2 separate regions of the Mus musculus genome follow, and region 2 is linked to region 1. The links are chromatin contacts, found by POLR2A ChIA-PET in ENCODE. All regions are on one chromosome and are shown on one strand. The core of a region is the stretch at or near the end of the contact, and the rest is flanking DNA. Distances in the headings are between cores, read along the strand shown.

The links. ChIA-PET counts read pairs that join two places held with the same protein, here RNA polymerase II (POLR2A).
Region 2: POLR2A ChIA-PET joins it to region 1 with 15 read pairs in Patski. The contact joins the promoter of Mad2l1bp here to the promoter of Mrps18a in region 1. POLR2A ChIA-PET finds 5 or more read pairs at or near these places in 3 of 5 experiments (Patski and embryonic stem cell).

What each region holds. Positions count from the first base shown.
Region 1 is chr17:46,109,316-46,112,499 of GRCm38, forward strand. Mrps18a (mitochondrial ribosomal protein S18A) reads left to right here and starts at 1,689. Exons shown (of 6, transcript NM_026768.3): 1 at 1,689-1,814. The coding sequence starts at 1,703.
Region 2 is chr17:46,151,897-46,155,564 of GRCm38, forward strand. Mad2l1bp (MAD2L1 binding protein) reads right to left here and starts at 1,655. Exons shown (of 3, transcript NM_025649.3): 1 at 1,547-1,655; 2 at 883-1,145. The coding sequence starts at 1,601.

The sequences.
Region 1 (3,184 bases), core at 439-2,938:
ATAGAAAATGAAAGCTGGTTTTGAAAATATCATTTACCATTTTCTTCATTCATTCATTCATTCGTTCGTTCGTTTTAGAAACTGTCTTTTTCCTCTAGCTTCTTGCCATTTGATTTAAGCAGAACAGCCCAGAAACACTCAGTTCAGTTCCAGCCCATTCAGTGGCCTGAGCAGTGGGAACCCAGTGCTGGCCGGGCTCTCCAGCCTTCAGTAGGAAACTGCTGGACAGGCACAAGGAGGACATGCACACCCCTCAGTCTGCCACCTCTGGTGGAGCAGCAGTGAACCCAGGAGCCAGGGTGACCCATACATCCTTCAGTTCCTCCTTTCCACAGCCTTTTCATTGGCTGCGTGCTCTTTCTTCTATGTCTCGTCAGGGTCTCTGTAGGGGGAGAGATCAGGCATGACCGCCCATGGATGCTCACACAAGGTGTACATCCATGGGAAGAACTTAATGGGTCAGAATCCACTACATCACCCCCAACTGAGTGAGCTCCCTTTTATGATGCATGGGCTAACTGATTGTTTCCAGCTGAAAGGCCACATCTCTCAGCTTCCCTTTCAGACTACGAAGTCATTTCTACTCCTGTAAGGGGCTGTTGCCCATCTTCCCTTGCTGAGAATAAGCATTGTCCCTGCTAAGGACAAACTGAGCCTCTCTTTCTGTCTCTCTACAGCTGCCTTTAAATAACCTAGCATAATGGTGGTGCAGCAACCCGGGCTTTGACACCAAATGTTAGATCTCTTAGGCAGTGTAGGGAGACAGAAGACCGAAAAAGAGGCTAAAGCCTTTTCTCCGCAGAGAGGTCTGTTCATTCCAAAACAGTGAAGGACAAAAGAGGTGCCAATGTGGGAAACGCTGGCAGTGACTCTTTATAGGGGGGGAGGGGGGAGCGGTGTTGTTTCCATTCATAAAGAACTAGGGATGCCCTGGGCTTCCCAGGATGCAGCCACAAGGGTGACTAGGGTGGCCCAGCTTCGCATTCCTCTCTGCACTGGCGGACTGACCAAAGTCATTTGTAGGAATCCTGTCTCCTGACCAAAGCATTCTATAATTCCAAACCCTGCAAGAAATCAGGGAAGTGTATATAAACACAAAGATTGAAAGTGTGTATAAGGGGCTGGAGAGATGGCTCAGCGGTTAAGAGCACCAACCACTCTTCCGAAGGTCCTGAGTTCAAATCCCAGCAACCACATGGTGGCTCACAACCATCTGTAATGAGATCTGACGCCCTCTTCTGGGGTGTCTGAAGACAGCTACAGTGTAATTAGATATAATAATATCTTTGGGCAGGAGAGCAAGCAATGATGGCTCACAACCATCTGTACAGCTACAGTGTACTCATATACATTAAATAACTAGCTAACTAACTAAATAAATAAATCTTTTAGAAAAGAAAAGAAAGTGTGTATTAGCAACAAAGATCGGCAGGTGGGAGGGGTGGTCAACTGTATTCCACCTCTGATGCTGAGGGCCAGAGTCCTTACCATCCCAATCTGTCCTGACAGGTCTAGCCTCAGTCACAAAAGCTGCCCAGCAGGAAGAAAAACTAAGGAAACCGGGTGGCGTGTAATTTACAGACAGAGGAGGTGACAGAAACAGAAGGGATCGGTGACCACGAGAAACCCTCCCGCCGCACAGCGGCTGCGCACACCCCTGCTCCGGAAGCGGAAGTGCACACGCGGTCAGGTGCGTTCCAAGATGGCGGCCCTCAGGGCTCTGGTGTCAGGCTGCGGGCGGCAGCTCCAAGCGTTCCTGGCAGGCCCCGCTGCCACTGGCTGGTTATGGCTTCCAGCTCGCGGGTTGAGAGAAGGTGAGTCCCAGGACCCAGCGACCCCCGGGACTTGAGGAGAGCGTCGTGACACTTCAGCCAGCCGCGATGTGCCCCTCCCTCTCAGCGACTCTGAGACCCGGGAGGTGCGATCCCCCGCGGGCCGCTTAAAGGCTTTACAGACGCTGGCGGGGTGGCTTCACCTCCCGGTTCTCAGTGTCTTCCGAAAGTCAAGGAGAACTGAGAGAAAGACCTGGTCGTTTAAAGATCAAAGAGAAGAATGTCTCAGAGTTCAGAAAAGCTATAAAGGCTGAGTGTTAATTCTCCCATCATTTTCCAAATCGCCTCCTCCTTGGTTAAAGCATGCCGCCAAGCCCACCTTATCAATTCTTCTCTGAAAAATGTGTGATTAAATGGTCACTTTCTCTGCCTAAGCTACGGACTTGTAAGATAGCAGCCAAAGTGCAATGGCAGTTGAACAACTAAGACTTGCTAAATGTTAGGTCTGCATTTCATTAATATTAAATCTGGAAAGGTAACCAGATTCTAGCATCATCTGAGACCTTACTGAAGGTCAAACGCTGTGAGTCTAGCTGTAAAAGGACTGTAAAGGGAAAAAGCACGGCTTCCTTGGGTTCTAACGAGCTATGTATACATCCCCACCAATAAACGGAAGTTATCCGTTTGCATGAAAAAGTACAGTAAGATTCTGTAACCAGAAATAGCAAAGTCAGTTTGAAATTTTCATAAAGAGGATGCTCTTGAACAGGCTCGTAAAAGGATGGAGTTTGGCAGAGTGAAAAGGTCTTTCTGGATATAGTCTTTTCTGTATTCTGTGAGAAGCAGGAAAGGATAAGTGATGTAGATAAAGAAATGATGCGGGAAGGGACTTGTCTTTAAAATTGGCCAACCAGGGAATATTAGTTAAAACTGAGAAATAAGTTGGGCGTGGTGGCTCACAACTTTAATCCCAGCACTCGGGAGGCAGAGGCAGGCAGATTTCTGAGTTTGAGGCCAGCCTGGTCTACAGAGTGAGTTGACAACCAGGGCTATACAGAGAAACCTTGTCTCGAAAAACCAAAAAAAAAAAAAAAAAAAAAAAAGAATGGCAGATAGATAAACTGGGCAGTGGTAGCACCCCTTTAATCCCAGGAGACAGAGGCAGGCAGATTAAGTTCAAGGCCAGCCTGGCCTACAGAGCGAGTTCTAGGAGAGTTCTAGGACAGTTAGGGCTACATAGAGATAACCTGTCTTGAAGATAGAAGAAGGAGAAGGAGAAAGAAGGAAGAAGGATGAGGAGGAAGAAGAAGAAGGAAAAAAGAAGAAAGAGTGGCCAATAAGGGATTCAGTTCAGGGGAATCAAGAGATAATTAAGGGGGCATTTGTGTGTGTGTGTGTGTGTGTGTGTGTGT
Region 2 (3,668 bases), core at 405-2,904, 43 kb after region 1:
CAGGTCTCAGAGACCAGCCTAAACTACATAGTGAAATCTTGTTTTGGAAAAAAAAAAGTTAGCTGGGCAGTGGTGGCACACGCCTTTAATCCCAGCACTTGGGAGGCGGAGGCAGAGGCAGGCAGATTTCTGAGTTCGAGGCCAGCCTGGTCTACAAAGTGAGTTCCACGACAGCCAGGGCTATACAGGGAAACCCTGTCTCGAAAAAAAAAAATTAATTAAAGAAGATCAAACTCATGTGCTGGAGAGATGGCTCAGCAGTTAAGAGCACTAACTGCTGCTCTTCCAAAGGTCCTGAGTTCAAATCTCAGCAACCACATGGTGGCTCACAACCATCCCTAATGAGATCTGACTCCCTCTTCTGGAGTGTCTGAAGACAGCTACAGTGTACCTACATATAATAAATAAGCACACGCCTTTAATCCCAGCACTTGGGAGGCAGAGGCAGGCGGATTTCTGAGTTCAAGGCCAGCCTGGTGTACAAAGTGAGTTCTAGGACAGCCAGGGCTATACAGAGAAACCCTGTCTCAAAGAAAACCATAAACAAACAAACAAACCCTTGTGCCAGAGTGAGCAGGGCCGGAGCGGGCAGAAAATGTCCTGAGTTTGATTCCCAGGAATCACATGATGGCTCACAACCATCAGTACAGCTCCAAAAAGAACTAATAATATCCTCATACAACCGGTAATAGGAAGAGTCTCAGAAAAAGAACAAGAGAAAAAAGGGAGAGACCCAAGTGCAGAGAAAATGAGGCAAGGAAGGCTCTGCAAAAGCCTAGACTTGCAGGGAGGCTGAAGACATCTTAGGTCACTTTTCTACTTCCCCATCATCTATGAGCCACAAAGTCTTCCCACCAATTTTCTCAGAAAGCCTGCACATACCTGGGGAACTTTCCGGTAGAAGTGCTTCAGCTGTTCATAGGGCAGAGGGAGCTGATGGCGCTGGTACAGGATATGCTTGAGAAGTTCACAAGTAAACTGGCAGCAGTCTTCCTGGCTCACAGGCCCGGGAAACACCACCGGCACCAGGTCTCTTGGGCAAAAGGGCTCCGCAGGATTGGAAGGTTCCTGGGCTGGCGGGATGACAGTCTCAAGATCTACTTCAGGAGCATGAGTTTCTTCCGGCTTCTCATACCAATCCAAATCTAGTCCATAAGTGAAAAGGTAAAGAAAGGGGAGGGGTTGTCAAAGTCAGCGTTAGTCTTAGCGTTCCCAGAGGCTCCATCAGCAGACACTCCCATAGGTGACAGGAAACCTGATACTGGCCGGGGACGATTTAAGTGACATCAGGGACAGGAAAGGGGGCTTTAGAAGACTGAGACTAATGTTTCGGTATGAAATATCAGGGGCAGAACACCCAAGGGGACAGGGCAGGAAAAACAATTCCACTTAAGGGCGAGGGAGTGACTTGCAGAGATAGGGCGGACTGGGACACCAGGAACAAGGACAGAAAGGAACGACGGAGGAAACGTCAGCCACTAAATGCATCTGGGGAGGTAGCAGCAGGGAAGAAACGAGTCCCCAAGTTATGGATCCCACGCCTTACTTGGGGCAGCAGCAGGGGACAGTTCGGACATATCCTCCTCACCGGACGCAGCCATCGCGACTGCCAGCCTAGTCGTCCTGCGGTTAAAATAGACGCCCCGCAAAGAATCATGGGAAGCTTAAGCTCCACTTCCGGCTCTTACCAGCCAGAAGGGACTCAGCGCAGCCGCTGAATGGTGGAGGTTGGAGATGACTTGAACCACACCCAAGCCGGGGAGCTCTTGGCCCCTCCCACTTAGGCGACCCAGTCGTCCCCTGGGGCTGGGGATGCCTTCATTTTTTTTTTTTTTTTTTCTCAGCAATAGTTTCCAGCACCCACCCCGCCCCCAACCCCCCATTCTGGAATGTCCTTAGAGATAGAGCCAAGATTAAGTAAACTAGAAGTTCACCTACCCCTCCCTGGAATTCGCTTAATAGTGCTTTAAATCCAGCCTTTGAACTCACTTCGGGGTCTCTCTATCTTGGTAATGGGAGACTCCAGCATGTTGGACTTCTGCAGAATAAAACACTCTTTGTGTTTACATACTGTTTGAGTCTGGGTTATCTTTCTTGAGCAAATCATAGACCCTTTTTTTTTTTTCTTTTGGTTTTTCCAGACAGGGTTTCTCTGTATAGTCCTGGCTGTCCTGGAACTCACTTTGTAGACCAGGATGGCCTCGAACTCAGAAATCCACCTGCCTCTGCCTCCCAAATGCTGGGATTAAAGGCGTGCACCACCACGCCCGTCATAGACCCTTATAATACTATAAAGAGTTAAGGTTTTTAGCAGGACAGTGGCGGTGCACGCCTTTAATCCCAGCACTCAGGAGGCAGAGTTCCTGAGTTCCAGGCCTACCTGAATTGTTAAGGTGGTAATAGATAAACGGCATCAAGGTCATGACAGGAATTCCCAAGTGAAGTTTGAACTTGATCTCACATAGGGGGATGAATAAGCTTTTTCAAAGTAGGGCAGGAAGGAATCCTGGGAGATGCCACAGACATAAGGAAGCTTGCTGCCAAGCTCGATGACCTGAGTTCAAACAGGACCCACAAAGTGAAAGGAGAGACTAGAGTCCCTCTACACCACTATGTAACAGGCTCACTCACAAACACAAATGGGGAAGTGACGCGAGTACATTAACATGTTATGGCTGGGTATGGTCATATCAGCTTTAATCCCAGCACTGGGGAGGCAGAGGCAGGTAGATCTAGAGTTTGAGGCCAGCCTGGTCTACAGAGTGAATTCCAGGATATCCAGGGCTATACTGAGAGTCCCTGTGTCAAAAAAAAAAAAGGGGGGGGGTTTATAAGGTCAAACATGTAACGATAATAAATAAGTTCTTTGTTGTTGCTGTTGTTTTTCAAGACAGGGTTTCTCTGTGTAGCCCTGGCTGTCCAGAACTCATTCTGTAGACCAGGCTGGCCTCGAACTCAGAAATATGCCTGTCTCTGCCTCCCAAATGCTGAGATTAAAGGCGAGCGCCACCACTGCAGGGCAAAGAAGTTCATTTTAAACTTGGCTATTGACATGACTGGAGACACGGGATCAGTTTATAGAGTACATGAATCCTGAGCTTGATTCCCAGCATTACAAAAAATGAAACCCCAGCCTACCCCAAGTGACTAACAAACACGCAAATGGATTCCTAAAATTTTTTTTTCAACATACATACAATTTTATCACTAACTAAAGACCAAATCAAATTTGCATACTAATAAAATAGATGTACTTGTAGAAATATATACTGACTTGATATTTACTCCCAAGAAACAAGAACCTACTAAGCCTTTGTTTTCTATTACTGAGCCATTAGGCTTCTCTAAAAGTTTGGGGCCGGAGAGATAGCTCAGCAGTTAAGAGCACTGACTGCTCTTCCAGAGGTCCTGAGTTCAGTTCCCAGCAACCACATGGTGGCTCACAACCATCTGCAACAGGATCTGATGTCCTCTCCTGGTGTGTCTGAAGACGGCTACTCATCATATATATAAAATAAAATTTATTTAAAAAAAATAGAAAATTTGTATGCACTATAAAACGATACAATTTATAGCATACGGTAGTCAGACAGATGTTTTTAGCAGGAAGGACATTTGTTTATTGAGAGAGAATTTCACGTAGCACAGGCTTGCCTCAAACTTGCCAT